Linked DNA regions of Mus musculus: region 1 is linked to region 2. The links are chromatin loops, found by intact Hi-C in ENCODE. Cell type or tissue: left cerebral cortex. All regions are shown on one strand. Links, peaks and the distances in the headings refer to the core of each region. The heading gives the core; the rest is flanking DNA. Region 1 holds the start of Gstm4 (glutathione S-transferase, mu 4). Region 2 holds the start of Gm40121 (a long non-coding RNA gene).

Region 1 (15,783 bases), core at 4,628-12,627, 340 kb after region 2:
AGCAGTAACTCCATTCTAATGCCTGCCCAGCCTTGCAAGCCTCCTGGATAGCCTCTTACCAAAGAACTGAGCAAAATGAGCAGGCTGATTTTCCCTTTGGACTCCCTCCAAATCACTCATAATGAACTGAAAGATTTACTAGAACAGAAAAAGATATCTTACCTCTAAACCTTCATCCAATCTGTTCCAAATAGAAAAGCTGCCCCCGCCCCGGGCCCCGCCACTGCCCCCTCCCCCACCAAATGGAAGTGCTGTAATGTTTTATGTTTTATTTCTTTGTAGATTTATTCTTTCGTTGTTGTAATTAATTTTTGTGTTTGTTTGCTATATATTATCAAGGTTCTCCACACAGAGCAAATAGATAGCAATAGATTAGATATGAATAACTTATGATTGGACATGGGTGAAAAGGTTATGGCGCAGGGAAGTTTCATCATCTCTGCAATTCAAAGCATGGGAATTGGTGGCATAATTCCTTCAAGTTGAAGGGGCAGATAGATGGAGGGCAAGGCTGTAAAGCTCTGCCAAGTTTTAGAGTAAAGGACCTATAGTCCATGACAGGAGAAGATGAAATGTCCTGGTAAACCGAGAGAGAAAATTCACCCTTCTGTGTTAGAATTGCCCAGGCTCTGTGAGTAGCTGGTGCCCCTCCTACTGGTGAGCTTTACCCAGGCTTTGTGAGCCCTACCTACCTCCTATACTCAAATACTAAGTAAGCTTTGCTGGAAGTAAGAGAGATGACATATTGGAGCCTATGTGATATTTACATAAGACTAGCTCTCACCTTATGTGCTAGGTAACCTAAAACAGCACAGTTATAACATCCCTAAGGAAACCAAGGCATGGACTGCATCAGAGTCTTTCAACTTTCTCCAGGAAATGACTGGGCAATGGGTAGGAAATGAATAAGGAGCTTTAATCAGGGAGATTACCAGACATTAATTCCTCAGGTGAAAACATGCCTGAGCAATGATCTACAAAGTGGCCATGCAAACGTTACAACGCATTATGAAATGATGAAATTGAGCTAGGTGTGGTGACACACACCTTTAGTCCCCGCAGTCGGGGGGGGGGTGCACAACGGGGGTGGGGGGAGATGGGGGAAGGGGTCTGTGAGTCTGAGACCAGCCTGGCCTACTAGGTGAGTTCCAGGATAGCCAGGGCTTGAAAAAAAACAAAAAAAGAACGAAAGGAAGGAAAGAAGGAAGGAAGGAAGGAAGGAAGGAAGGAAGGAAGGAAGGAAGGAAGGAAGGAAATGACTGAAATTGTTGGTGCCTATGTATATGATTTACTGTTGCCAGCAAAATTTAAATTATTATATCTGAAGAGCACAGATAATCCCATATAAAGTACTTTTATTTAGTTTTACCTTGAAGTATTTACTCAGTGATTTATTCAAATAAAAGGACTAAAGCCAGGGGAAACGGTTGAGAGATTCTGGTTAGAAGCTTTTAAATTAATGAAATCCACACATCTAATAACACTGAGATGACGGACAGAGTGTACGGAGACTACACTCACCTGCACAAAGAAGTAGGTATCCACAAAAATTAGAGGGGAGACTGGAGTGAGTAAAACACCTGCCTACAAACTAAACTGTTCATTTTGGTATGTCGAGAGGGCTCACGATGCTGTTAGAAACCTTGGAATCTCCTAATGTTCACTCTAGGTGTAATTTTAAATCACTTCAGGAGAATATCATGCAGATGACAGACTGGATCTGACAAAATTCACCAACTCCTGTCCCCAATTGGATGTGAGCCATTCTGCAGGGAATAATCTAGGATTATGCAGGATTTAGACACTGTTCTGCCAACTCATAGTGTTTGTCATGATTCCATGGGCTTAGTGACTGGCTGTTCACTTTGGGGAAATGCCTATGCAAGTCAAGTCTTAAGTCATTTTTGGAGATTGATTGATTGATTGATTGATTTATGTATTTGGTTTTCCAAGACAAAGTTTCTCTGTATAGCCCTGACTGTCTGGAATTCACTTTGTAGACCAGGCTAGCCTCGAACTCAGAAATCCGCCTGCCTCTGCCTCCTGAGTTCTGGGATTAAGTGTGTGCCACCATGCCCGGCTGGAGATGTATTTCTGGCTATAGTTTTTGAACAAAATCTTTACTAAATTAGCAACCGAACACACAGAGACACACCTTCACACAATGTACCCCAACAGGTAAGACATAAAAATATTGAAATTAGCCTTATTTTAATTTTTAATTATTTTTTATTTTTCAGATTATAATATACTTGCATCATTTTCTCCTTCCCTTTCCTCCCTCCAGACCCTTCCATATACCTTTTTTCATTAATTGTTGCACATATAAATTCTATGTTGCATATATATGTGTATATATATATATATATGTATATATATTATATATTCCAAATACACAAATACAACTTAGTCTACATGTCAGTTGTATGTATGTTTTCAAGGCTGATCATTGGTATTGGGTAACTAGAGAGTTCTTCCCTGGAGAAGACTATGTCTGCCGCTCTCAGCATTCCTTAGTCACCTGTAGTTCTTTGTCTAGAGTTGGGGCCCCATGAGCTTTCCCACCGCCCACTTTATGTCTCTGTTGGTGTTGTCCTTGTTCAGTTCATGTTTAGGCAGCCAGGATGGTGAGACTTCATGAGACTTCTGACATTCCTACAGACACAGTCTCACAGCAAACTCCTTGGTCCTTTGGCCCTTAGCAGTCTTTCACCCACTCTTCTGGAGTGATCGCTGAGCCTTAGGTAGGAGTTGAGCTGAAGATGCTATCAGCTGGGACTAGGCTCCATAGCTATGCCATTTGGTTGGTTATGGTTTTCTGTAATGCTCTCCATCTACACTGATCTGTAGCTACAAGGACAAGTTGTTGGAATATATTTCAGGATTAGGCTGGTTTAGCAAAGTGGTAGCTGTATGCTCTCCTCTAAGATCTATGGCTTCACTAGCCCTGGGCAGTTGGCTAGGTGCCCTATTCCTGGCAGGTTTTTCCTCTTGTTCAGCAAGCCTTAAGTCCAACTCAGGAGCTTGGTCACCATCAAAGTAAGGGTTATTGTGACATGCTGGTCATTGCTGTGGTTCATAGGCATGATAGTTGAGAAGGGTTATAGGTTGCCTCCCTCCTTTGGCACCATGAATGTTAGTCCCCCAGGAGAAGGGTTTCAAGTCAGATCCAGCTTAGGAGCCTCTGGGCCCTGTCTGAAGCACACAGTGTCTTCAGCAATACAGGCTTGACTCCCACTTCTCGGAGGTAGCAATAGCCTGGAACGTTCTGGGAGTCTTTTGGACAACCCTGACCAACAACTCAAAAGAGGATTGTTCATGATTGGTGTGGTTTTTGTTCAATGGCCTTTGACTCTTGGTGGCAGCATCGTTTACCCAAAGCAACTGTATCTTAAATCTGAGTGGGAGAGGCTCAGAGAGGGTGTGGAGAAGCACCAGGCCCAGTACAGATCCTGACAAAGGCTTTGATTTGGGGATCTCAAGACAAAGGTGGCCATCTGAAGTATCAAAGTGGAACACATACAAAAGAATCCTAGTCAGAGTGACTGGATACTTCTCAGCAGAAACACTGCATTTCTGAAAGGGGCGAGGCCATCTGAAATGGAAAGTTCACTCTACAGTTCTATACCTATCCAAAGTATTGCTGACATCAATGGTAGGAAAAGACATCTGAAATTACGAAAGCATGAAGAAATTTATTTCACGGGGGCTCACAAAGAGGAGGGATTAACCAAGATGGCCCCCATCCCTGGTGACCAAGACGGGATACTCTGAAGACATCAGAGACAGGATCCTGGAGACATATAGATATAAGGCAGCCATAGCACAGTGGGCAGAGAGGATCCTGGCTTTCTGCTGGGGACTCCTATCAGCCTGGATCCTCACCACTGAGACCTGCATGACAAATCTCAGTGCTGCTAGCATAAAGGAGATCTAAGCTCCCTTTGAGCTCCACAGAGCCTTCTGCAGCTGCCTCCTGAGAAACAAACAGGTGGGGCTAGGAAGGGCCAAACCCCTGCCTATCCAACTAAAATCCCTGTGAACTCAGCCTCTGCCCGGGTCACTAGGCAGCCACTGGAGATAGTAGTAAAAGCTGGTAGTGCGGCAGCCAGAGCCAGTGTGGTTCAGGCTTTACAGGAGGGACCCAAAAGAGCTGTGCAGAGACCAAATTCACACACCAGCCGTCTCTGGTCTCCAGACAAGCATGGGGAGCCCCAGGCTGAGTGCTGATGGAGAGTCCCAACTCTTCACAACAGCACAGCTGCTGGCAGGCAAGACCATCAAGTGGGCGCGGGACACAGTCATGCTAGAAGGGCATTTTGCTAAAGGAAAACTAGGAGCCTAGGCTTTAGAGGGTTTGAAAGGGCAGGGACTGGATGAAAGAAAAGAGGACCTTTGACACTCTGGGGTCAGGAAGGGGATGGACAGAAAGCAGCACTAGGGCTACAGGAAGTTCAACTGTTCCCAGAACCCCCGGTTCCCACTTCCTGCCCAGTCAAGGCTCTACTTATTGCCCCAAGTGGCCACCTTTGTATATAGGGGTGTTCGGAGGAAGCGGCTGGTCTTCATGTAAGCAGAGATCCTCTTCAGTACCTGAGAGTTAAAGAAAAACAGAAAACCAAACACTAAGATTTGCTCAGGGCCAGAGAGGTTAAACAGCTTCCTCCTGCCCACACTGCTATTACATGGCACCCATCTGGGATTAGCCTGGCCTCTGTCTCTCAGATTTTGTACTCTCTTGGCCCACTCCCTTCCTGACCTCCCCATGCTCCTCTTGCACACATCTTGCCTGGGTTTGCACACTGACTATGAATCTGTCTAGCAGGACAAAGAGGCATGTTTTGAAGATAACCCCTATGTCATCCAGTGACTCTGCAAAACCAGGGTCAAAGTTTATAGATACAGATAGATCAGAAAAGAAAAGCCAGGCTCACTGTAATCATTCCCTAAGGAGAAAGCCACACTTCTGAACCTGGTACTGAGCTTCATCCAATCCCGTCTCCAGCCTCGATACAGGCATGGACAAGGTGCACTGGCATTTACATACGCTGTTGGCCTTCTAGCAGGAGCGTGAGCCCCTAGAATATCTCTAAAGACATCAATGAGGTCCAGAGCTGCCTGTATCCAAGGGAAGTCAAGGGAGACCCTGGCACAGCTCTGCTAGTGCTGAAGCCCTGAGCAAGTATAACTCCACAGTTTCACATTTGCTTAGCCAAGCAATGGGACTGATAGTCCCCTCCACCACGGAGGAACGCTGATCACTATAAGCCTGATCAACAGATGTAGGGTGCTCGGCACTGACACTGGCAGAAAGCAATTGCTCAATTCCTGATTCTTATCCTCAGCCCAAGAAAACATCAAGGCAAAGTTGACAGCCAAGGGGAAGAAGGACCAGGGCATCACCTCAAAGCGGGCCACAAAGTCCTTCAGGTTTGGGAAGGCGTCCAGGCACGTGGGTTCGAATATAAGGTGCAGGTCCAGGATATCGTAAGCCAGGAAATCTACAAAAGTAATCTGCAAAGGGCCACGAATGAGAGATGGCATGGAATTCTGTCCCCGAGAAGAATGACAATGCTCAACTTTTCCCCCTTTACCTTTTCACCAACAAACCATGTCCGCTGGCCCAGGAACTGTGAGAAGAGCTTCACCATTCCAGGGAGCTGCTCCAAGTATTCCACCTTCAGTTTCTCCTGAGGCAGAAAACAGCTGTCACCATGTAAGTTCCTGAAGAAGGACTGGCCCTTCAGTATCATGCACGGCCCTAAATAGCCAGAGGTGGGCAGCCGTCTCCACTAAGATGGAGACTCAGTCACAGTCCAGGTCTCGATTTAACATATGAGCACTTACTTACTAGACGCCTCGGTAGCCCACCCCACCCTTCAAATGCAGTGGAAGACCAGGGAAGAATAAGACTGCCCACAGTGGGGCATCATCATTCTTGATGCCTACATGGCTGGGTACCCTGCGCACCTGGCAGGTACCAATGCCAGGCAGCATCAAAGAATCAAGAACTAAAATACTCAGAGGAGATGAGAGTCCACACAATGGGTCCAGAAGAATGAAATATACTTGAGTTTTCCCCATAAATTGAGGAGAATCTGAAGCAAAAAAGGAGAGAAAATCCTTCAGGCTGACCCTGTGCTACCTAAGGAATATGCTGACTCCAGGGGGTGTGAACAGAAGCACTCTGAGAGGCTGGAAAGGGTTCTGTGACAGTCCCTCATCTTGGACTTCATTTTCTAATCCATGGGATATTCCTGTATTTCGTGACCAGCAAAGATATGAACTAGCTGGCAGAGGACACAGGTAGAAAACACTTGGAAAACACAACTCCACTATCTAGGAACTTAATGTCCACTCTGGGAAGTCTGGACTGCACCCTAAAATAGGTGGGGCCTAAGTAAGAGCATTCATTTGATAGTTCAGTGTCATGGGGACAGCTGATGACAACACATGAAACATCCTGGAGGGTAAGAGGCTAAGAAATTCAAAAGGTAAATAAGATCTGTGCAGATTGGGAACCTGAGGGAGCTGACTCCTGACCCAAACGCTGCCTGGTCCAGCCCAGGGAGGGAGTGAGATGAGACTCACAAAGTCTGGGCTGTAACAGACTCGAGCCAGCTGATTGGAGACATCCATAGCCTGGTTCTCCAAAATGTCCACGCGAATCTTCTCTTCCTCTGTCTCCCCACCTGCAGCACACACAGCACAGACGCATCTTCAACACCTCACACCAGCCAAGCCAAGGGGGTTGTCCCCCACCCCACCCTGCTGACGCCCCACTCACACAGGTTGTGCTTGCGGGCAATGTAGCGCAGGATGGCATTGCTCTGCGTGATCTTGTGTGACCCATCAATCAAGTAAGGCAACTGCTTGGACAATAAAGGATGGTCAGACAGGATGTGAGGTCCCAGCCTTCCTTCTCTGGATTAGGACTGACATGTGGCCTGCCGTTCATCATGGCTAGCATGGGAAGCCCTCTACGAACACACTGCACACTGAATGGAAAAGCTAGGACACAGCCCATCTCAGAAACGCCACCAGGAACGGAAGCAAGTGAACAGAAGGAAGCATTGACTCCAAGCCCCTCTTCCAGGTGAGGAGGTGAGATGACTTCCCCAAACCTCCCCGTCCCCAAACCTCCCCGTCCCCCTCTACCTACATTGGGAAAGTCCAGGCCCAATTTGAACTTCTCACTCAGCCACTGGCTTCGGTCATAGTCAGGAGCTGTGATTGATGAGATTGCATAAAGAGAAATCAGCCCAGTGTCCAACACACCTATTTCAGGGACCCAACCCCCTAAGACAAGGATCTGTAACCTCACACAGTGAGCCTTTATCCCTGAAAGTTTCAGGAATAAAGAGTGCTTGGAACTGAGGGGCCTACAAAGTTTAGGCAAATCTTGATGAGGAATGTGATCTAATTTCAACAGGAGGGGTATCCACCCCTTCACTTCCAGGAGGAAGGAAGGTCAAGCCCAGCTCTCTGGGGCTTACTGAAAGAGGCAGATTCTAAGTCCATCTGGGGGAGCCCCGTAGTGCGGGAGGCGTGAAATGTAATGTAGGCACCAATTGCTAGGCGCCAATGGACAGGAGACGTCTGACCGACAAATAGCATTACCGTCTCCCATGGTGTATCTCTTCTCTTCATAGCTTGAGCCTGTGTATTCTAGGAGCAGCCGAATAGCGTGAGCTAGCTGAAAAGATAGGAATGGGGGCGGGGGACTTCTGTGTGACTTCACCTCCTCCAAGTGCATATACACGGGCGCACAAACCAGCAAGGACATGTGTGCAAGACCCTGAGCCAGACAAGCAAGGGATTCCTCTCGCCCCACCCCATCCTCACCCCCCAGCTCGCCTTCTCCTAACCCTGCAATCCTTCCCACTCATCAGGTGGTTGCTCACCCCACGGATGTCCCAGTAACCCAGTGTCATAGGCATGATGCTGGTGCCTGAGACTGAGTCCACCGGCCTCCGGTGTGAGCAACTTTGACTTTATCCTAGTGCCCTCGGGTCCCTGGGCGGGGCTGGTGCCCGGCGTGATCCTGCCCCTCCAGACTCTGCCCCGCAACACACACCCTGCTCTACAGCTTTTCCCCTGACAGTCACCTACAGAAGCCAAATTACTGAGCTCCGCCCCCAACAGACCGGAAAGCGTAATAAGCGATCCCGCCTGCAGTTCCGCCCAATCGTCCAGCCCGGTGCGCAGATGCAGAGCTCTAGTAACTCCCTGCCTTTGCCGTACCGCTCTGCCTTCTTACCCTGTTGCCTTCGGTCTGTGGGAGGGTCAGGCCACTAGGAGAGGCCCCAACCCGGAAGTGCTGATTAAGCACTTCAACCCTGCTGTCAAACAAGACAGACTTCTGCGGGGCTCTGCTGATGACAGTGGTCCCCAGGTGATGTTTTTCCGTCTGGCAGAGAACATGTTGTCTTTCTGTTCAGAAGTTCCTCATCTGAATTCAAAGAGATTATTTCTATCACAGATAAACCCCTGACTCAAAAAAAGGGTGGAAAATGGAAAATTTGAAGTTTCATACATGGTCAGGATGTCTGTATTACCCAAGGACAGAGGCAGCTTTCTCTATTGAGTGACCGTCTTAGTGTGTACTTACACAGACCTAAGACTTCTGAAATGTCCGAGGGTACACAGGGTCAGCATGTGACAACTCAGGATTAGTTTATAGCAAATGCAATCAAGAGAGAGATGTCTGAGTTCTCAATAGCTGCTGTTCATAGCAAGGCACACTGTTTCTTCACACAACATTGGTTGTCGTATGTGTCCAAAGACTGTAGTCTGCGGAGGGGGGCTTAGGGAAGTGGGCTCTCATTTTGTACAACAGACATCACACACTCACTGCATTTTGTTATTACATTAAGACTTCTACAAGATCACCAAATAAGAATTTTAAGCTCCATTATAAGTCTTCCTGAGTATATAGGGTCCATCTTTAACTAAAATGTGCTAAAGTGGCAGGTGACCATACTTACAATTCTTACTAATGTTAAGAATGTACTGTGGCAATGCATTGTGACAAAAATAATTCTCACATTCTAAGAGACTGGGACTTTCACTGGACCTCACAGCAAGAGTTAATAATACATCTTGAAGTCCCTTAAGCTTGCTATTCTACTATGTACTCTGTCTGTCTGTTTAGCCTTCCTTTAAGAGAATGATGTAAGAAGAAATACTTGTCTTGGATTTTCCATGTAATAAACTTCTATGACCTAAGATAACACGCAGCTGTAATCTGTTTTTTGGGTTTTTTGGTTGATGATGGTGGTGTTTTGAAGGTTTGGGGGGGTGGGGGGGGCAAGTTTTTGTTTGGTTTTTATTGTTGTTTCTCAGAGACAAGGATGTGTCACTCTCTGCATATCCCCAGATGTCCTAGAACTCACTGTATAGACCAGGCTGGCCTTGAATTCACGGAGATCCACCTGTCTCTGCCTCTGTGTGCTGAAATTAAAGGCGTGTGTCATCACACATGGACCTGTAATCCTTAATTGTGTACTTGTCTTAGTGACTTTTCTACTGCTGTGGCAAAGCATGTGTTTTGCATGTTGGTTTATTGTGTTGCTTAACTTGCCATTTCCCTTGCTTGTCTTCTGACTTCCCTACTCATTATCAAGCATAGAACTATTTCTACATATCTCTCAATGTGTTTGTCTCTTTGATTTTTGGTGTTTGAGATTAGGGGTCTCACTATGTAGCCCAGGCTGCCCTGTAACTCACAGAGTTCCTTCTGCCAATTTTTGCTGTATGTATTTTTGTCCCAGTCCCACTATGGAAGTGATCATTTATAAAAAGGAATCCCGTAACCCTCCTGGGAGTTCTCCCAAATTATCTGTGCTTGCCTCGTTTTGAAAGGGTTATCTAGTTATCCTTGAATAAGCGTGATTTCTTGGCAGATAGTTTTAAATATCTGGAACACTCTAAGGACTAGTTGGAATCAGAGTAAGTTAGTGTACAGGAGAAGGTGTCAGCCTCATGTCACTAGAGACATGGTGGAACTCATATGGCTCCAGACGTGTGAGCATCCTTTGTGTCTCAAGATGAACAAAGTTCTGGGCGTTGGGTTCTTGTTTTTTGTTTCATCTTGTTGCTTAAAACAACAACAACTTATTTTTGACTATTTAATACCTCCGTACAAGATAGACTTATTGAATAGAATTTAAACAGTTCCTGCTAGACAGGTTTAGATAGCCCTGAAGAAAGCAAGAAGCTGTGGCAGCCTGAGTAACCCCAAAATAAATTATAGTTGATTGGCCTTGCTGATAGGCTTGTAGTGACCTCAGGAGGACCCAAAAGTTTTGCAAGACTGGAGACTGGAATCCAGACCATGAGCAAAGGTAACTACCAGAGGGGCCTCTTAAAGGGAAGTTCCCTTCTGACTTTTTTTTTTTTAAAGCAGCTGTGAAATTTTTGTTGTCAGAGTCATGTGAGGGTCATAAGTTAGCAACCTTCAGATCCAGAGCTGCAGCGGTGATCTGGGAGAAGGGCAGGGAAGTATTATAAACTCTTAAGTGACAGGTAGAGAGTACCTGGCATCAGACATAGAAGGATCAAGATGGGAGAAATAACGCTTTTGACTTGAGAGCTTCAAAGTGGAAAGAAGAGAAGGACTAATGGGCAGGAAAGGGCTCTGGATCTGAATGTTAATCTTTACCAGTGTCTGACATGGAAGCTGTCTACCTGTGACTCAGCATCTTCTAGAGGACTCCCAGGGATCTCATTTTAAGATTTCTATGGTTGGCTGGCAAGATGACTCAGCAATTAAGAACACTTAGTGCTCTTGCAGAGGACCTGGGTTTGGTTTCCATCACCTATATCAGGTAGCTCACTACCTCCTGACCCACACCCCTTCTGGATTCCATGAGCACTTGCACACATGCAATACATACATACATACATACATACATACATGGAGAATAATTAATAATTTTTTAAAATTTTCTACTGAGTGGTGGAGGCATGCATGTTTAATCCCAGAACTCAGAAGGCAGAGGCAATCAGATTTGTATGAGTTCGAGGCCAGCCTACCTACAGAATGAGTTCCAAGACAGCCAGAGCTACACAAAGAAACCCTGTCTCAAAAGAAACAAAAACAAACAAAACCATTTCCGATAGAATGGGTGCTCAGTGCTTTGGAGTGAATATGTACTCTTCAAGCTGATCAATACTAACCTTTGGATAAATATTTTAGAGTTTCACAAAACCCTTCTTATGTTGACTAAAGGAAAATTCTTCTCAGGCCTTTAAAAATAGTCTCATGCTATAGACAATAGCTAGGGAGTTTGACATTGAAGCTAGTACCTCTTGATAGCATTGTCGGTGCTAAGTGAATCTCTTACACTCCTTGATTGAAGTTCATCACAATTACATCGCGCCTAAGATTGGAGGTGAAACTTTCAAACACATGGGCCAGCATCTTATTAACTCCTCAGGAGGTCATCCCCAGGCCTGGAAGGGACTGATCTGGTATTCTTTAAAGCCACTGGTAAAGTGTTAAGCTAAGGGAGAAAGGGGGCTTGGTTTGTTTAGTTTTACAATTTTAGTAGCTCTAGTTTTCCCCTGAAAATGAATATATACATATATATATATAGCACAGTTAAAGCAATACAAGAAAGGAAAAGCTTCAATTTGCCCTGCGTGGAGAAGGGAGCTGGGAAGTCATCAGAGCATATTCCACTGTGGGAGGCAGTCCATCCATTTAGAGGTTGGCAAGGTCTCCAAGATCTTGGCTCTGTTCCACATCGCACACTACACTGATTAGCAGCACACAGCTGGCAGGAAGACATAGTTTTCAAACCTCTTTGGTTACATCTGTGAAGTCACAGCACCGATGTTGGTTTATAATTGCTGCTGATTTATGTGCCATGAGACACTTTTGCTCAGCTACCTTTGAAATTACCTTTATAATATGAGCAGACATCCTGACCAGATAATGAGCACTCAAAGCTTCCTGGTTTTCTGCCTTTTTTTTTTTTTTTGAGTCACTTATTTGTAATAATTAGAAGCAATCTCTTCAAGTTCCTCCAAAGCCTGTCTTTTCCAGGTGATTAGAGTCTTGGTTACTGTTGCTGTGTTGAGCACGCTGCTTGCCTAAAGCTCTTCTCTGAAGTTCTAGATCCCATGCTCAACAGATATTTATTTAAATTGTATTAAAGCTAAAAGTTTAATTATTGTTTTATAGGTTTGGGGTTTCTTTTTGGAAGGGGTTGTTTGGTTTGGGGGGGTGTTTGTTATTGTTTTGACTGTGAGTTTTGTTTTAGTCTTGGGTTTGTTTTGTTGAAACAGCATCTCACACTACAGCCCAGACCGTGCTGGAACTCACTATTATGCCCAAGCTGATTTCACACCCCCCCCCCGGGCAATATTTCTGCCTCATGCTCCTGAGAGCTGGGGCACAAGGTGCAAGCACACCACAGGGGGCTTCAGTGTTTCATTTGGATCTGTTACTGCAGTTTTATAATTCTTGCCAAAGCCAGAAACCTCTACATTTCCAATGCATTCAATGTTGACAGAACCTCACAATGATTTTGGATACCAGAAGTGATTTCATTCCAGAGTGGTCTATATTTTAAGGGTGAATTTAGGTCTACGCTAACTTATTTAAAGATTTTTAGAAATATGTGTCTGTGAGCACAACTGCAAGTGGCCCAGGAGGCCAGAAGCATCAGATCTTCTCTGTAGCTGGAGTTACAGGAGGTTGGGAGCCACCCAGTGTGGGTGCTGGGACCCAAACTCAGGTCCTCTGCAAGAGCAGTGCATGCTCTTAACCCCTAAGCCATCTCTCCAGCCTCCGTCATCACATTTTTTAGAAAGATTTATCAGAAGAGGGCATCAGGTCCCATTACAGATGGTCGTGAGTCACCATGCAGTTGGTGGGAATTGAACTCAGGACCTCTGAAAAGAGCAGTCAGTGCTCTTAACCACAGAGCCATCTCTCCAGCCTCTGTCACCACATTTAAAAACATGAGAAAATAAAACCAGGTCAGGACTCTCCAAGCGACTTTATAACAAAAACAGTTAAGAATAAAGGAAGAGCATGGAGAGTTAACAAAACAATGCCGGGAGAAAAAGCTCTAGGAGCCTGGGTGCACAATAACTAAGTCACTTAGCATGCAAAATCCGCATCCTAAATCCACCCCTGTAGCATGCTATGTGCACTGGCTGGTTCTGTGTATCCGCTTGACACAAGCTGGAGCTATCACAGAGAAAGGAGCCTCCCTTGAAGAAATGCCTCCATGAGATCCAGCTGTAAGCGTTTTCTCAATTAGTGATCAAGGGTGGAAGGGCCCAGCCCATTGTGGGTGGTGCCATCCCTAGGCTAAGCAAGCTGAGCAAGCCAAGGGAAGCAAGCCAGTAAGTAGCATCCCTCCATGGCCTCTGCATCAGCTCCTGCTTCCTGACCTGCTTGAGTTCCAGTCCTGACTTCCTTTGGTGATGAACAGCAATATGAAAGTGAAAGCTGAATAAACCCTTTCCTCCCCAACTTGCTTCTTGGTCATGATGTTTGTGCAGGGATAGAAACCCTGACCATGACACTATATTTGTGACAGATTGCAGTCAATTTTCACACATAAACTAAAAACATACATGATATATTAAAGCTTACTTTCTTTGTATTTGAGACAGGGTCTCTGTAGGTAGCCCAGGCTGCCTCACAGTCTCCCTCTTTGTGCCTCTGCCTCTCAAGTGCTAGAATTATACAATGTGCCACCATGCCCTACTAAAAGCTTTGGATAAGTTTTTAAGTACACAGTGTAGTTCTGCAAGCATATTATCCTATAGCGGACACATAGAACATATTTCCCTTGAGTCCCTGAGGTGATGAACCCATTCTTTGCAGTTGGCATTTTCTGCTCCAGTAGCCGCAGGCAGACTCCATTCTCATACTACTCTGACTGTACAAGTTCCCGTTTGTTAAACATCTCCTCTACGCAATTATGCAATATATGTTTCCCTATGAATAGTTCATTTCACTTCCCTGGTTTATCCATGTTGTTGCATGTTGCAGAATTTCTCTCTTCATCAAGGCTACGTAATAGACCACATTTTCTCCATCCATTAACCCACTGATGAGCATTTAAGTGGTTTGCATGCCTTGACCATGGTTTTGTGCAGCAATAAAAAGAAGAATAGCAGTATCTCTTTGAGATCTTGATTTCAATTGGGAGCAGCTTATATCACTGGACATGGAAATATTGGAGTCATGTGATAGTTTCTTTTTTTTTTTTTAAACTACTGCCATACTGTTTTTCATAGGGTTTTTGACACTTTCTATTCTGCTAACAGTATATGAGCATTCTAGTTTCTGCACTTGTTATGGGGAACTGGGGCAGGTAGCTACTCTGGTCAGGTGTAAAATGATAGTTAATTGTGGGTTTGATGTTGAGAGTCTTTTAACACATCTGTTAAACGTTTTCATGTCTTCTTTGGAGAAATGTCTAATTCTGGTCCTTTGCAAAGATGGTTCAACAAATGCAAATCAATCCATTGGACTTGCCATGTTAACAGAAGGAAAGACAAAAACCACATATCATTTAAATAGATACAGAAATGTCATCTTGTGGAATTCAACCACTCTCATGATTAAATAACTCAAAAAATAAATACAGAAGTTTTTGATTATGTTTATACCCACATGTCAACTAGACACGTCCACATAATAAAAAGCTTACATCATAATTGGCTGTAGAAACTGGGAATTTTTCTTCTCAAAGAGCATGCATATCTGTGTTCCATGTGCTTGATGCCCAAGAAGGTCAAGAGGGGGCACTGGATGCCCTGGAGTTACAGGCAGTTCTAAGGTGCCATGTGGGTGCTAGAAATCCAACCTGGCTCCCCTGCAAGAGCAGCCACTGCTCTTAACCACTAACCCATTCCTGCAGCCCCTTACTCAAAGACCACAAACAAAACAAACAATGTTAGTTAGCTCTCACAGTTCCTGCTCAACGCAGCACCAGAGCTGTGGCACAGCAATCAGGCAAGCAAAAGAGATAATGACACCCACAGGGCAAAGAAAAGAAAATGTACCTTGATTTACAAATTTACTCATAGAAAACCTCGGTGTATGCTTCAGTGGTAGAGCACCTTCCTAGCACCTGCAAAGCCCAGAGTTCAATCCCTAGTACCAATAAAAACAAATAATTAAGGACGGGAGAAGTTATTCACTGGTTAAGAGCACATACTAGTCTTACATATAACCCAAGTTTGGTTGCCAGCACCTATACCGGATGGCTCACAAGTGCTTACAATCCCAGCCCTACAAGATCCAATACCCTCTCCTGGCTTCCTGCACTCACATACATATAACCACAGACAAGTGCACATAATTTTTAAATTAGATACTATTTTGAACCAGTTAAAAGCACTGCCCTTCCCAAGAACCCGAGTTCAATTCCCAGCACCCACATCAAGTGACTCACAACCATTTTCTTCTTTCTTTTCAATGTGGCTGCCTTTAAAGTCTGGCCCCAGAGGGATCTGACACCTCTGGCCTCTTAGATACCTGCACTCATGTGCAGACACCCACACAGAGACACAAAGGCATATAATTAACTGTAAGTACCATTTGTGAAAGAGCTAACCTTCCTCATTCCCCGTAAAAAAACGAAGCTGAAACCTTCGACCATCAATAAAAGTCAAGTCACACCGGGTTTGAGGTTGAAATTTGAGACCTGATTCTATAAAACCCTTAGAAGAAAACAATGGTCTAAGCAAGACTTCTTGGAGATGGTACCAGACACACAGACAGCAAAAGTAAAAATAGAGGCCAAGAGG
Region 2 (15,783 bases), core at 4,097-12,096:
GAGGTATTTAGAGAATCATGTCCATCAAAGGAGTTTTCATCAATAAATTAGAGATTGGGGTTTATTTATGGAAAACCAACAATCTGACACAATGTCAATTTCTGAAGTTCCAAAGACAGTTACTATCTACACCACAAAATGTATTGGATTTGTCTTGAGTAACTGCCAACATTAAACAGGGTTCTCCTTCAGTTGTGGTACAATGTACACTTCTCCTTACTACTAAAAGAGCCCTCACTTCAACCTTTCCTGACCATCCTAACTGAAACCACTTATAAGTTGTGAATAAGCTTTATCATGTAAGTTATACCACAGCCAGGCAGTGGTGGCGCACGCCTTTGATCCCAGCACTTGGGAGGCAGAGGCAGGTGGATTTCTAAGTTGGAGACCAGCCTGGTCTACAGAGTGAGTTCCAGGACAGCTAGGGCTACACAGAGAAACCCTGTCTCAAAAAAACCGGGGGGTGGGGGTGGGGTTAGGATATACCACAGCAATCAATATGGACCCATGAAAACTGCCTTTATAATTCTAGGTCAGGAAAAAATGTCTTCCATTATTTCTCATGTCTACTAAGAGACAAGACTATGGTTCTTTTCATGTTCTTCTGGATGTTAGGATGTTTTACAGAGTTGCTTATGATAATCTGTATCACTAATTATCTTAGCCTTCAAAGTTAACAATACTTTCCCATTATTTCTTAAGTTTTATCTTCTCAGTAGTTGGCATTTATGACTCTCTACAAGTCACAACAAATGCTCACTGAAAAGAGGGGACAGGGCCAGCAAGATGCTCAGCAGCAGGTAAAGACATTTGCTGCCAAGCCTGACAACCTGAGTTTGATCGGATTAGACTCATGGAAATTATACTGACTCCTCTGTGCACACATGTCCTCCCTCCATAAATTAATATATGAAAATATTTTAAGGAGGGAGTAAAATATACTTTAAAAAATTACTGTTACTATCTTAAGTTCCAAATATCTCTGGCATCACCTGTTCCAAACAACAGACATTTATTAGGCAAATGCAGAAACTGAGGCACAAGAGTTATTCACTTAGGGGGATACCAATTAATAGTTGGCTTTCTGACTGCCAAATATTCAAGTCTTAAATCAAACCAACAAGCCCTGTAATATATAGTACTGGAGTAGACATCCAATATAAAACTGGCTATCATTTTAGTTAGAGAATAAGATATGCTTTTGCTTGAATGGGCATATAATATACTGTACCTCAAACAAAGCAAACAATAATTAAAAACTGGCAAGACAAGCATACTAGAAGCTGACTTGATGGAGAAGCTTTAAAGTCACCTATGGCCCCAGGAATGCCCTCAATTCCAGCGAGAGCTCAGTAATGGGAATGATCCAAAGATTACCTGGTCTACAGTCGAGCTGGGATCCTTTGGGATGACGGACTACATCATTTTAAAGAGACCTTTTCCTCACACTATTCAGTACCATGCCACCTGCACCCTCACCTTTTCTATACTTCATCACATTATCACCACATGGAAGAGGCTCAACAGTGACCTAAGTCAGAATATCGAGGAACTGAAATCCTGAGAGGGAATAAAAAACCAAAACCAGAGTACCCAGAATTTACTACATGACCTTGACTAGTCCTTAACTGGTCCATTAACTAAGTAAATGCTTCTTATCATCATCATTAAGGGAAGGTAATTAGTCATCATAATACATCTTAATACAAGTACAACGTACATACCACACAATAAAGCTCAAAGAACAAGATGAATAACATGAGGACACATACATTAGCAAATGGAAATTTACAACAGGGTCTTCCCACACGCCTGGCAGGACTTGCTTATTTTAGTTAATGGAATATGAGTCTCTAAAGTCATTAGCACTTGGCTTCACAATAATACTCATTTGTGATATTCCTTTCAGACAGAGGAAAAGGGATATTTACTGCTGTTGGCATTCAGCATCTCAGTTACTGGTTAGCCAGATTGCCAATTAATAATTGAGTACTACATTCAAGGGACAAAACTAGGCTCCATAACTAGGCTCCATAGATACAATGGTAACCAAGAGTCCTGGCCTCCAGGAGTTTACAATGTATAATACAGATTTTGGCTTATCAATATTGACTTGCAAGAATATAGTTACACTGAAAGAAAAAAATAAGGAACAATAAAAATGACTAAGACTCTCTGGAGTACCTAGACAAAAGAAGGTGGGCTTATGACAAGAGATAAGAGTCAGGGGGTTAGTCTATCAGTGTTTCCAATTCTCCACTTAACTCATCTGAGGTACTGCACGTATGCATTTTGCTTGTAAGAACTCTAACTTTGTATTCAAATAGTGCAGATTGCAAAAGGTCACTTCTCTAACAAAGCAGTTGGGGAATGAGAGCACTAAAAATGAGGTCAACTGGATCCCTTAGGATGGAGGGACCTTCTATAAACCTTTCAAAGGTGTTATTGGTGACATTCTCAATTTTGTGAGAAAACAGAGCTAAAGCACACAGCAATGACTTTTTTTTTTTTCCCCAAGACCAGTCAATTAGTTTCCTGGAGGAAAATAAATAAAGCCCTCTCAGGCACTGAGAGCAGCTTAACTAGTTCCAGTACAGGAGCCTTGGGGATTAACTGCTCTGCAAACCTTGCTCAGCTGAATCTATATCATCCTTGAACCCTACAAATACTGTAGGCAGGATTGATTGTGAAGAGACTTTATACAAGAGGAAACTATTTCAGAAAGGTCACCTCCTTGTTCCACTGCTAATTGGGTACCAGGTTAGAGGAAGGGTCAGCAAAGGTTCGACAGAAAGCACTGGAGACCCCGACCCTACCACTGAGAGAGCTAGTTAGACTCAGCCCTCCATAGATCACCTTTTCCAAGAGCCATAGAAGGATGTCCTTTGAGCTCAACCCCCAGCACAATAGGCTGAACTTGTAAGTGCAGTAAAGAATGAGCAATCATTTCTTCCCACCCACCTCCCCAACCCACCCAAGCTCCTTTCTGGAGGGATGTCTAAGTGATCTATTCACATGACTGCGATCAACCTGCATCCATGACAGTGTCTACTGTCACCAACCTCTAAATTTTCCTTTCTCACATACTTCCTAGCAGGTGGAAGACTGCACGGCGATTACCATTTTGCCTTTCCATCTCTTGTTGCTTTTAGAACCGTCAGCTGCATAAACCAGTTCATACGATTCTTTCCTCTTGCCTCTAAGCGATCACGCAGTTGTTGGTCGAACGGCCAATTCTCCCCCAAGAAGATGCTTTGAAAAAGAGCTGCCTGATTTCCCCCACTCACCTGAGGGGAAATTTCCTGCACAACCTCATCCCCTGGACAGGTCACAGGGGTCAGCTGAGTCGCTCACCCCCTCCCAATCTCGTCTTCAAGGCCCTCCATCCAGGAAAAGTCAGTCGCGAATTTAAGGCCTGGCCCTGTCGGGCTTCAGTAAGATCCAGGAGGACTCCGGCCGAGGGACAAAGAAAAGCGAGGTCAGAGCGGCCTCTTTGGCTCCAGCTAGGCCCATCGCCGCTCACCGGCCACCCACTACATCGTGTCAATGGTCCTGAGCACCCCAAACCCTAGCCCTAAGTCCCGAACTACCCGAGTCCGGGCCCGGGGCTTGCTCGCGCCCCTTCCTCGAGGGCCCTCGCCGCCACCCAGAGCCCCGCACCTTCTTGGGAGCCTTGGTGACCGTGGCCATGAAGGAGTACTTCTCGGCGTCCTCGATCTCCTTGGCCTGTTTCAGCTCCTCCCCGACACCGGGCAGCGGCATCGCGTCAGGCATCGACATCCCCCGGCCGGCCCGGCCCGCGGCTAACCCGCCGCCCCCGCCTCTTTCCCTCACGGGCGCCCGCCCGTCCGCGCGGCGCCCTCGGCCACGCGCTCGCCCGCCTTCCCGCCAGGCCCCGCGCCGAGCTGCTTGGGCTTCCGAAGGGCTGGGACCCGCGCGCGCGCGCCTCGTCGGCTCCGAGACCGGAGCCTGCCGGACAGCGACGGCGGCCACAGAACCAGAAGCAACAGCACGCAGCTCCGACCTGCCCGCGCAGCCACCTCCGCCACACGCAAGCACGCACGCAAAGTAAGGGTAGAGGGCGGAGACGCCACGTCAAGTACTGGCAGCCCCAAGGAGAGGGGGGCGGAAAGAGGCGGGGACAAATGGCGCGCTCTGGTGACGTCAACATGCTGGGCCGGGCCGCAGGAATCGCCCCTCCTTTCCTGCGCCTCGGTGATGAACGTCCCAGGGTGAGTAGTTGAACCTTGTCTGCCGCCAGGTGGTGCCATCAGCCCTATTGAGCCGAGTGTGACTCCTATAAAGATGCCACAAGACTAAGGGTCTTTGGACTACCAACTCCCCAGGAAACCTCAGCATGGGGAGGTGGCAGAGCATCGGGGATCGGGAAGATGGCATATCAAGAGCGATGCTTGGGAGCATAAACCAGAGTCCCACCGGACACATTTTACCCGGCCCTTTTTGGGAAAATTCAGTGTTAGAGACAGCCTACTCCCGGCCCACACCCTGGGCCCTTTGGGCCAGAAGTCCATTTCCAGGGGACAGTGTTTGCTTTTTTACTTCACAGGGGTGCAGAACAAGCTGAGAGCAGTCTGGTTTCTACACAACCCTTTATGACCTCCATCACCATCTCCTCCTGGGCCTTGTCTGTTTACAAGACCTTCAGGCTGCAGTGCTGATGTGAAGAGGTCATTAAGATAAGGTTGATGGGTTGGTCAGAGGGCAGAGAACAGGGCAGATTGAGAAAAAGTCCCAGCCAAATGGGTTCTCCTGCTCCATGCTCTCTAGGCAGTAGGCTCTCCCTGCCAGCTCCACTCTCAGTGAGTGTAGTGCAGAACGTTCAGTTTGGACTCGCACAGTTTCTGGATTCTACTGTGTACAGCCCCCGTATAAAGGCCCTGGGATGGTAGAGGTGCATGTGGCATATTTATGTTTTCCAAGAACCCATCCATTTGGGAAGGGAAAGCCTATTCGTAAGCTGGGGTCAACTGCGGTATCTTATCCTTTGAGAGTCATTCAAATGACATTGGCTCCAATTCCTATGTCCTGTGGAAAGTACAATGTTGTCCCCAGGATTTCTGTGAATTACTGAGGGGACTTAGGTTTTCATGGTCATCTCTGGCTCTAGTTTGCTGCCTCATCTGAAACATTACTCACTATTCCAGTCTTACAACTGTTTCTTTAGCTCTTGTAGTCACATCAGCCCCTTTCTCTTTCCAACTCTTACTCCTAAACCACAAAAAATGAGGCTATAACATGTAGCAGAACTTTTAATGAAGGTTTGTTGGTCAAAGGGGAGAGGTTACATCACATAGCAAACAGTCTACAATTACATTTCTGAAATGTTCCAAAAAGAGATTTCAGCCATCTATCTCACCATTGGGATTTCTCAATGACCACAATCTCCCTCAAAGCTCTCTAGTATACTCCGCATCTAGCTGTTTCCTGTGGCTCCTTTTTCATTCCTTTGCTTCACTCTTCTCTCTTGGGTGGACTCTGAGAAGCCAGATTCTTCCCCACTATGCTGAGAATAAGTCCTCCTGAGAGCCTTTCCACTAAATCCTCTCTAAGCTCATTCTTTTATATCCAGCACCTCACTGGGTTCTGGGTTGTTTGTGAGAGGGTCTCACTATGTAACCCAGGCTGGCTTTGATCTCTTATCCTGTGCCACCATTCCTGACCTTACCAGGTTTTAAAGACTCAACTTTATCAAGAAAAAAGGTGGTCTTAAAAGACACCAGCCCTACCCCAATACTGATTTGTGCTCAAGGTTGGGGAAGGTGTGAAATAGTTATTTCTGGACCCACTGAATTCTTCCTATAAGAAGCCTGTGGATGTTTGAAGAGGGCTGTTGAAGTACCTAGAAGGATTGCTATGTCTTAAAATGTTAGTGTTCTCTCATGTGCTCACTGTTCAGAGCAGTCAGACTTCTCTCCTTGGGAATTCTATGGCCACAGAGGGCAGAGAGATGAAACCAGAGTAGTAAGCACATCCACACAGGGCCAGGCGGCCACTCTCTCCTTAGAGCTGGGGCCTGCAACCACAACTGGCCCACTCGGGAGCTTTCATCTTTTTTATTTTGTCCACACTGTTATTGGAGCCCCATAGATTCAATTCACCTGAGTCTTTAGAAATCAGCTAAGAAACTCTAAGTCTCCTGAATTAAAAAAAAATATATGTGTCTTGAGACAAATTATTTTTAACAAGCTCTAGTGTATCTATATTTTGGATTTGACTTTTTTAAAGCAGTTTTTCTTCAGGTGCTTTGTACTTTCTCTGGGCATTTTAGCTTCGCTGTGAGCTTCCTGGAGATTGAAGAGTACATCTCTCATACTCCTTCAGAGTCAGGAGACAGAGGATTGTCCACAGGACCAGACCTAGAGGGAATACAACTTTATTGAGTGGCTTAGGTCGAGATGGAGACCAGCAAGTGACTCCACTTACCAGTGTGCCTTATTGGACAGGAGGCTGGTGGTTTGCTCTTGCAGGAGATGGACAAGGATGCTTAATCTAAAGGTGGAAAAGGCACCCCTGTGATACTAGAGAGGCAATAGGAACCAGTCCAAGGTCATAGCATTGTTGAAAAACAGCCACTGTAGAAGGCCCTGGTGGCCACCATGCTCCCCAGGTAGAGGCTGGAAATCAAAGTGCTTACCCAGCCAGGGAGTGTGACAGCATACCATCCATGAGAAACACTGTATGCTGCCTACCTCATGCCCAATCCCAAGACAGCCTCACGTGGTTCAACTGGAAACTGCCACTTCTGGATGCCAAGAAATGGCTTGTTTTTGCCTGTTCCCTCACCTGACACTACCTCTACCAGCAAGCAAGCTAATTCCTCAGGACACCACAAAGGCATCCAGACTAGAGACCCATCCCTGGGCCAGTGTTTGTGAAGAGGAGGGATCTAAGGGTAATGCTACTTGTTGTATGTGGTGGTAGAAAGTTTTCCAAAGGTCTGGAGATCAAAGAGAATCCTGCCCGAGAAAGGAGTGGTGGAAGGACAAAGGTGAATGAGAAGATCACATGACTAAAAGTGTAATAGTGTTGCAGTGTCTCACATGGGATTGTTATGATTAGTCAAATATACTTAGTCTACCCCAAAATTAATCGTATTCTTTATTTATAAAACAAAGTCATATACAGTGCGTGATGATCTGGCCAATGCTAGGTACTATACACCAGTGGTCCATGGGAGTATTATGGAGTCACATATGGGAGCACACACTTGTCATCCAAATAGTCAGGAGACTGAGACAGGAGGATTGCCAAGACTTCAAGACCAGTCTGAGCTACAGTGTGAGTCTGAGGCTAGCCTGGGATATGTAGTGAGACCTTGTCTCAACAAAGACAACACCACCAAAACTTTCCTGGTTAGATTTATGTCAAGTTGATACAAGCTGGAGCTATCTGGGCGTGGAATCTCAACTAAGCAAATGCCTCTATCAGACTGTCTGTCATATGTCTGTGGGAGCATTTTCTTGACTGATGGTGAGCAAGTAATGGGGAACAAACCAGGAAGCAGCACTCCATAGCCTGTGCTTAAGTTCCTGCCCCTGGGTTGCTTTATAATGGTTTACATGATCTTCTGCCTTGAGCTGCTTTATAATGGGCTGCGATCAGGACATGTAAGCTGAAATCCTTTCCTCTAAAAATTACCTTTTGGTCATGTTCTTTATTACAATAGAAAGAAAACCGAGACTAAAATCAAAAACAAAGATTTTAAAACAAAATATTCCTACAATCCCGTGACAAAGCTATTGTAGTGTTTTAGCACTACACATTCCTCATTTTCATGGTGGTAACTATATAAGCCTACCTTTTGATATGTTTAAGTTTTTACCATTGTACTACAACCACCTGCAGTATATGCTGTATATCCAGATGCAATGGGTGTAGTATATACATTGTATACCAGGTTATATGACCTATGAATACACAAAGGTATACTGTATGGTGTTCACAGTGTTGAACCTGCCCGGTGATACAGTTCTCTGTAACCCTAGGTTTACTAGGGTTAAGTTTCATCACTGCACTGAATGCTTGAGATATACTAGGAACAGTGCTAGATGTGGCTTGAGAGACTAATAAGATGGAGACACTGGCTTCTAGCTGGGTACAGGTTCTGTAGGTCTCAGCAGATGAACAAAAGGGACTTCACAGACCGAGATGCTACATGTGCTGTCTTGATAGTAAACAGTTGGCTAAGGTTGAGAACAGAATCCAGGAAAGGCAGACAATCAAGACAGCTTGGTGTGCCCTGGGAGCTGTCACTATTTTAGTGTGTTTAGGGAATGGAGGTACAGTAGAACAGAGTAAAGGCTGAAGCTAGAGACAGATGGAATACAGCCTGTTGCAACATGGTGGGTAGTGCTGGCAATCACCAATTTGGAAAACAAAGGAGAAAAAGCAATCCTTCATAGAGAGGCTGATGAGATATGGGATCAGCTTGAAACATGTTGAGTTTAATGTGTTTGCAGAGAGCGCTGTTCCTGAGTCTTAGGGAAGCCTTGTTTGTGCCTCTGTACTCCCATCTAGCCTGCCATCTTACCTAAGAAATATTATACTTGTTCTGTAGGCCTTTTCCCTCTTGTCAACAAGCCTCACTTTATGGACCTGTGGTGGTTTGAATATGCTTGGCCCATAGGGGGTGGTACTGTTAGGAAGTATGGTCTTGTTGGAGGCAGTGTGCCAATGTGGTGGTGAATTTGAAGCCCCACCCACTGCAGAAGAATCAGTCTTTCCCTGGATACAGTAGAACTCTCAGTTCCTCCTACACCTTGTCTGCCTAGACACTGCCATGCTTCCTGCCTTCATGATAATGGACTGAACCTCTGAACCTGTAAAGCAGCCCCAATTAAATGTTGTCCTTATAGGAATTGCCTTGGTCATGGAGTAAAACCCTAAGACAGCGCCCCATAATTGTAGTGATGTGAGCTGTGGGCAGTGCTAGAAAGAGGAAAGCCCTCATCCCCTTCCTGCCCTGGTTGTTGCACGGCTCTTAGAGGCACCATTGACATGTTTTTTGATGTGCTGGGTCCCCTTGGAGCATCACTCCAGATCACCCAGGGCAGGGCCATAGAAGAACCCTGCTTCCTGTTTCACATTGTGCTCTCGGAAGAGCCCCTTATGCTGGTTCTTCCATTTCAGCAGCTCTAGCAAGAGTTCTTCCTCCTTCACGCCTCGCTCTGCTTATTAAGATGATCACATTTGCCTATGTGTTAGGAAATTGTTATTGCTAGTTATTATTTGAACATTATAGGGAAAACTTACAAAGAGAAAATCTTTCATCCACACTTCTCAGTTCATTCTGCTTCGTATTAATTTGTAGATGCTCATTGGCACACCTGTGTTTGGTAAGTGCCTGCCATTGTGGGTTCTGCTCTGTTCAAATTACAGTATTTCAAAAACATGTTTCCTTGCACAGAGATGCTTTACATTCTTAGTTTTGTTTGTGTTGCTCAGACATTTCATCATTCACCTTAAGAGTTTAACTGTTTTGTTTTGTTTTGTTTTGTTTCTGTTATTGGGCATTTGGAGTCATTTCCAACTCACTGCAATTGGATTTCCTATTTGGGAGTGAGGAGTAGGAGTGGGTGTGATTTGCTTTCAAGCAAAACAGACTAAGTTGGGTCACAGCACAGAGAAATGGAACAAAATGTAAATGGCAGAGAGCCTTGTTCCTGCCAATAGTGATAGTTTATCTGAAGGTATTGGATTAAGGACCTCTCTGCCTTAGGGCATCTGGGATTCTGTGCTGAGGACTTGAGAACTTCTGATGTCTGCCTGACTGTGTGTGTGTGTGTGTGTGTGTGTGTGTGTGTGTGTGTGTGTGTGTGTGACTCTGTGTGTGAGTGTGTGTGTGTGTGTGTGTGTACTAGGGTTGTGGTTGGGTGGCGATGTGGGCTCAGATCTTGACTATGCTCCCAACTCGGCTACCCGGATCTTAGATCTTTCTGGATCTCTTTCCTCATGCAAAACAAGATATAGCTCTCCATCGAGGGCTTTGATGACTTAATTCAATCACATAACAAATACAAGGGAGCTTGGAGAAAGTTACAAAAAGTAATATGTTCAAACATAAGTTACTAAGATGTAAGTCCCAGAAAAGCAACTGGAGGTTTTAAAGGAGCTGTTGTTGAGAATTTGGAATTCTGTCTGTGCCTTGCCTTCCAGAATTATAAGAATACCCTGAGGCTGGAACTGATCATCCAGGCTTAGGCAAAGCACTTGTTTGCAAGTGAATCTTGCTTTTCTGATAGGGAAGACTGAAACTGCCTGAGCCATTGGTAATTGTCACTTCTCTGCTTCAGGTTGGGTCTTGACTGGGTACAGGTCCTGTAGCCCCTGGAAACATCCTTAAATGATGGATTGGAGCAAAGATACTGATGAACTTCCTCAATTTCTGAAATTGCCACCTTTTAAAGTTAAGGCTGAAAAGGCAGCCAAGGTTTGTAAACACTGGCTGTGGAACAGTTTTGGTAGTTTGTTATGCTTCTTTGTGTATTTTTTTCTGTACGCCCCCCTCTGTGTTGAGAAGTTTACTATAATAGCAGAAATTGTGAAATTGCACTTGGACTTTAGCTTCTGCCTGGTAAATCTCTCTAATAATTCTTGACTTAGGACAGAAGATGTGTTGGGGGTCCCATAGAAAATAAACCAGCCATAGTCCTCATGGGACTTTGGTCAGCACTTTGTTCGAAAATCTGAGTCCCCTAATATATTTTCAGAGAGGTCAGATTCTCTTGTCTCTCCTGCCCCATGCTAAGTAAGAACTATTTTTCAGGAGTCTGGGTCATTTTCAAAGGTGGGAAGGGAACAGGAGTCTAACTCTTGAATTCAGGGATGCTTGCCCACCCTTGAAGCTCTTGTGAGTTTTTCAGAAGCTTCTGATTTTCCACCCAGAATATATCCTCTCCCAGGATCATAGTGAGCAGGCTAGCAGGGTGAGAGTGCCGTCTTGCCAGGGTCAGAGGCTGTCTGTGCCTTCCACAGTCCTGAGTCCTTCACCCTCTACCTGTTACCTTTCCTAAAAGGAAAGTAGTCCTGCGGTGGGAATAGAGAATGGTTGGCTAGACTAGCTAGCTACCCTGATGAGGAGACTCCAGAACATGTATGGTGGGGCTAAATGGGAAGGCTTGCTTGACTAGAAAGGCTTAGAGGTTGGATGGAATAGGGTAGGCAGAAGCTGCAATTTTCCACAGCTCAAGCAAACAGGGTCTTTTCTACCTGCAAGGTTCCACCCACCATGTGGCTGGTTTCTTGGGGCCAGAGGAGAGAGTGGTTGTCTGCTGGTAGTGTGGAGTCCGCTGCTGCTGGGTGGGAGTCAGCCTTCCTTACCCTCTCTGGTGTGCAGGGCGGGCCCCATTGCATCACCCTTGGAGTCTCTGCTCCTGGCTTTGCAGCCAGCTAGGCCCCTAGAGGAGGGACTCTCCCTGTTTTTCAACAAACCATTAACCATTTCACCCTCCTAACTCTCATTATGCCAGTCTGGATTTCCAAGGTTAGCCTTCACACCTCTCTGCCCTGGTAGGGATAATCCTCTTCATGGCCACAATGACAAAAGGCTCTGCCTGTGCGGCTTTTGAGCAGTTGCAGGCTCCATCATACCAATGCAACCCTGGTCTCTTCCCTGGGAGAAGAGTTAACCTCCCTCATCCCCACCCTCATCATTTGTCCCATTCTGCAGTGGTGAGAACAGAGCTCCCGGGCCTCCAGAATGAGCTCATGCCACTTCCACACTCCAGCGTCCCGACAAAGGGTCAACAACGTTTTGGGCTAAGAGCAAGTACATAGCTCAATCCAGAGACCAGGAGCTTGGACATTGGCCTTTTCCCAAAATTCCTCTAACCATTTTCTGCAGGCCTACTTAGGCCTTTGCCTTATTTGTAGGGCCACAGGGAAAGAATGGGTGAAGTGAGGTCCCTTGAAGGCCCAGGATCAACTTATGAAGACACAGTGTCCTCTTGTTCCTGTAGGGCCTAGACAAGGAGGTATGAGTTGTGGGCAGGCACTGAAGCCCAGGCCACACTCATGTTCAGAAGTCTTATCTCCTAGTCCCAGCATTCCTTTCATTGCCCCACCTACTCCGAGGCTTGAAATAGTCTGGAATTGCATCCAAGCCTAAATCTAGGTCCCAATTTTAGTTCTCCATTTGGCTGATAGTAACTCTCAGAATATTGAGCTGAGTCCTGGAGGGGGTGCACAGATAATAAAGCACAGCCTCTGCCTTCAGGGAGCTTGCAAAATGTTTCCAGAGGACACTCACTGATCGCAGATGCCTGTTGAAGAAGAAAGAAAAATGGATTCCATGAGAGAAATAGAGGTAGCCTTGTGAAAGGGAGTTGTTTTGTTGAATCTTAAAGAGTGAGTTGGACTTGAAAATGCAGTGAGGTATATTCATACTGGATGGAAGGAATAGCAACAGTGGAAATGTAGAGGTGACCAAGTTATGCTTTGTTCAGGAACAGGTCAACAACATCTGGTTTGACTGAAACACATAGGAACTGCTTCTATCTTCTGTGGACATGTGTCTGTCTAGATTTTACGTAGACTGAGTACTATCATGTGGTAAATATTTTTGGTTGTCAGAACTTTACAGATGGAAAAAATTGAAGGTTAGGAGGGTGAAGAAACATTCTCTGAGCTATAAAGCACATTTGAAAAGGAGCGAGGGCCAGACACAGAATATCCAGCTGTTTCTGCCTTAACCCAGTTCAGGTTCCTTGGTCCAGGGGCTTAAGCCATATGGTTGACAGACCCAAAAGGCCTTGCCACTCCTTAGGGGACAAGAAGACATCAAGTGTGAACCATCAAGGACCATAGATGACCATCACGTCAGTGTTTATTACAGCATGGCATATGGAAGGGAATAACTTTGTGACAGTTGGCAGGAAAGAAATTATCATATTCTTTATTTTCTTGAAATTTATTTAAATCTGATTCCAAACCCATTTCACAGTTATTTAGTTGTTATTTAGTTAGCTAGAGGTCTAATATTAGTAAGGGGTCTTCCTCGTGACTCATTTGATTTTTCTAAATGTAAACTAAAGCAGAAATCCTAAGCAGGTGAATTAAAATAGAACTGGACAGCTGGTCCAGTTTGGAGGCGCTCAGGCAGTTAATGGCTGCTCCATGGCTACCTATGGGATGCTGGTCATCTCCTGTCTATGGGCATGGCTTGTGGCTCTCGCTGCCCTCTGGGATCATCAGCTGATGTTGGTCCATGAGGGCAATGACAACAGGAATGACTACCGAAGTTCTGAAGCCCAGTGAGCACTTAGAATCAATGATCATACCTGGACCAACTGCAGGGAGTTAGATCAACTTTACTTGAAGTGATTCAAGGCTTATGTAATTTGAGGGGACTGGAGGTATGAACATCTAGGATAGGCAGAGGTCATGGGCTGAAGGTTTAGGGTACCAAAATGCCTCATTAGCATGGGGAAGCATTGCAGAAATCTGAGGTGCTAGCTGAACAGGTTCTTATCAGGAAAAAGGAAGTTGATCCTGTACTCTAAGGCTATGTGACATTCTGCAGGTAGAGATTTTTTAATTCCCTAGACAAGATCAGAGAAGCAGAAACCCTGCCAATGAAGAGAATCCTCCATATTTCGACAAGCCCCAGAAGACAATCCAGACTTCAACCTTAATGAGCAGTGTTCCCACACCCACTCATCATGCATTCCCCTGCCCCAGTGGCCAGCCACTGAGAAATCTTCCTTTCAGTTCCTCACAGCCATCTGCATACCAGCTTTTGCCAACCTCTGGAAGGGGAAGGGAACCCATCTGAGTCTCAGTGTCTGACATCTGTGGTCACTGCCCTACGTAAACCAACTTCCTAACTAAAAGGCTACCTCTCAACCTCTTTGACCTACCAGACTTGAAGTCCTGGCCACTCTCCTGGGAGGATGTGGGGGAATACTTAACATTCCTTTCTGAAGAGTCCACGGCCAAGAAAACTAGATATAGCTGATTTCTCAATCAGGCTTTTCTACTGCAATAAGTGTGTAATTAATCATCCCTCTTACACTCCCAAAAGCAGAAGAAAAATTCAAGTGACTAAAAATTTGGGACAGCCATACAAAAGGCAACAGTAATTAATGACATGTGTGATAATTTTACTACCTGAAAATGTTTATCTGTTAAAAAAGCATCACAGTGTAGCTTACTTTGTGAGTAAACATAAAATTGCATGTTTATATAGAAAAAAAGCAAGAGCTTATCGCCTCTGGTGAGATTACAGCTCATACGGTTCCTTATTTTTGCTTTTATCTATATGTTAAAAATTTCCACAGTGAGTGTGCATTGACTGCTTGGTAAATAAAAAGCTCCACATGAACTTTAGCTTATTTTTGTATCTCTCATCTTACTGAATATACAGTGCTGCTCTCTAATGGGGCAAGCGAACAACTAACTTTCTGCCCAAGCCTTCCTTGTGGAGGTTGCCTCTTTTTCTGCCTTCCTTAACCAGAAGGGCCAATCATAGGCCAGGCTGTTCCTGGTTACTCAGTTCCTATGGGTTTTTGTTGTGGTGGTGGTTGTAGTGGGTTTTTTTTGTTTGTTTGTTTGTTTGTTTAGGCTTTTGTTGTTGTTGTTGTTGTTGTTGTTGTTGTTATTGTTTTTGTGAGGCAGGTTTTCAAATGAGGCCTCTTACTATAGTTTAGGCTTGCCTTAAGCTCATGGCAATCCTCCTGCTTCCACCTTTCAAGTATTGGGAATATTAGCATATGCCACATGCCAGGATGCATTTTGTATTTTTCTGGGGAAAAAGGAAGCAGCCATGCCTGGAACTCCTCACAGTTGTGAGCTGCTCAGTAGCCTTGACTGCCCTGATTTGTAGATTTTGGCATGGGTGTGGCAGCAAAACAGAAGAAAAACAGATCGAGTCGATAATGAAGCTGTAGGAAAATGTAAGCATGTGTTGCATCAATCTCTGAAACACTAGTCATCTGGGAAGACTATTTTCATAATCAGCAAAAAAGACAAAAGTCTGTTTCCCCTGAGATTGTATGACTCCTTCTTCTGTCTGATTCAGAAGTGCATCATAAAGCCATAGCCAGTTTACAGACCAGCAGCTGTGACCAACTCCAGATCCGGGAAACATCTTCGAGGTGTTGGCAGAATACCTGTCATCAATCATGTTTTTATACACCAGCAATTGAAGTTAGAGAGTGAAAGTAATCCCACTTCAAATAGCAAATAATGCATTATTTCTAGATAGAGCTCCTGGAACAAGTCCAGGAACTATATGCTGAAAACTATAAAACATTGAAAAAAATCATGAAGGTCTAAAATATCATATTGGAGATTTGGAGACTCAATAGATTGCTCTCCAAATTGATAACTAAATGTGACATTGTTGTCTATTGCTGTGAAGACATGTCATGAACAAGGCAGCTCTTTTTTTTTTTTTTTTTTTTTTTTTTTGGTTTTTGGTTTTTGGAGATAGGGTTTTGCTGTGTAGCCCTGGCTGTCCTGGAACTCACTCTGTGGACCATGCTGGCCTCGAACTCAGAAATCTGCCTGCCTCTGCCTCCCAAGTGCTAGGATTAAAGGCGTGCACCATCAGTGCCCAGCAAGGCAGCTCTTATAAAATAAAGCATTTAGCTGGTAGCTGGCTTACAGTTTCAGAGGTTTAGTCCATTATTATCATGGTGTGGAGCATGGCCATACATAAGGCACTTGATGGGAAGCTGAGAGCTACAGGCCTCAGGAAGAGAGAAAACCAGACCTGGCTTGGACTTCAGAAACCTGAAAGCCCATCTCCAGTGATATACTTCC

What was found. Hi-C counts contacts between places; a loop is a spot of excess contacts. Peaks named below come from ENCODE experiments on the same cell type or tissue, not always from the same donor. Only the 100,000 strongest peaks of a DNase experiment are listed, where the experiment ranks them.
Region 1: it touches region 2 in a loop (2.8-fold over the local background); 2 of 42 quality-filtered maps call a loop at or near these places.

The regions. Positions count from the first base shown.
Region 1 is chr3:108,036,733-108,052,515 of GRCm38, forward strand. Gstm4 (glutathione S-transferase, mu 4) reads right to left here and starts at 8,124. Exons shown (of 8, transcript NM_026764.3): 1 at 7,905-8,124; 2 at 7,621-7,696; 3 at 7,163-7,227; 4 at 6,788-6,869; 5 at 6,592-6,692; 6 at 5,595-5,690; 7 at 5,404-5,514; 8 at 3,676-4,593. The coding sequence starts at 7,940. The coding sequence ends at 4,504. It overlaps Gm36498 (a long non-coding RNA gene), which reads right to left and starts at 229. Exons shown (of 3, transcript XR_375962.4): 1 at 163-229. In left cerebral cortex, for the core only: a CTCF peak has its summit at 8,154; a DNase peak (open chromatin) is centred at 8,181; H3K4me3 peaks cover 1,226 bases; H3K27ac peaks cover 1,028 bases.
Region 2 is chr3:107,692,498-107,708,280 of GRCm38, forward strand. It overlaps Gm40121 (a long non-coding RNA gene), which reads left to right and starts at 3,728. Exons shown (of 3, transcript XR_003954675.1): 1 at 3,728-4,232. It overlaps Ahcyl1 (S-adenosylhomocysteine hydrolase-like 1), which reads right to left and starts at 4,063. Exons shown (of 17, transcript NM_145542.4): 1 at 3,661-4,063. The coding sequence starts at 3,780. In left cerebral cortex, for the core only: a CTCF peak has its summit at 4,257 (motif pointing right); DNase peaks (open chromatin) are centred at 4,151, 8,335 and 9,633; H3K4me3 peaks cover 308 bases; H3K27ac peaks cover 388 bases.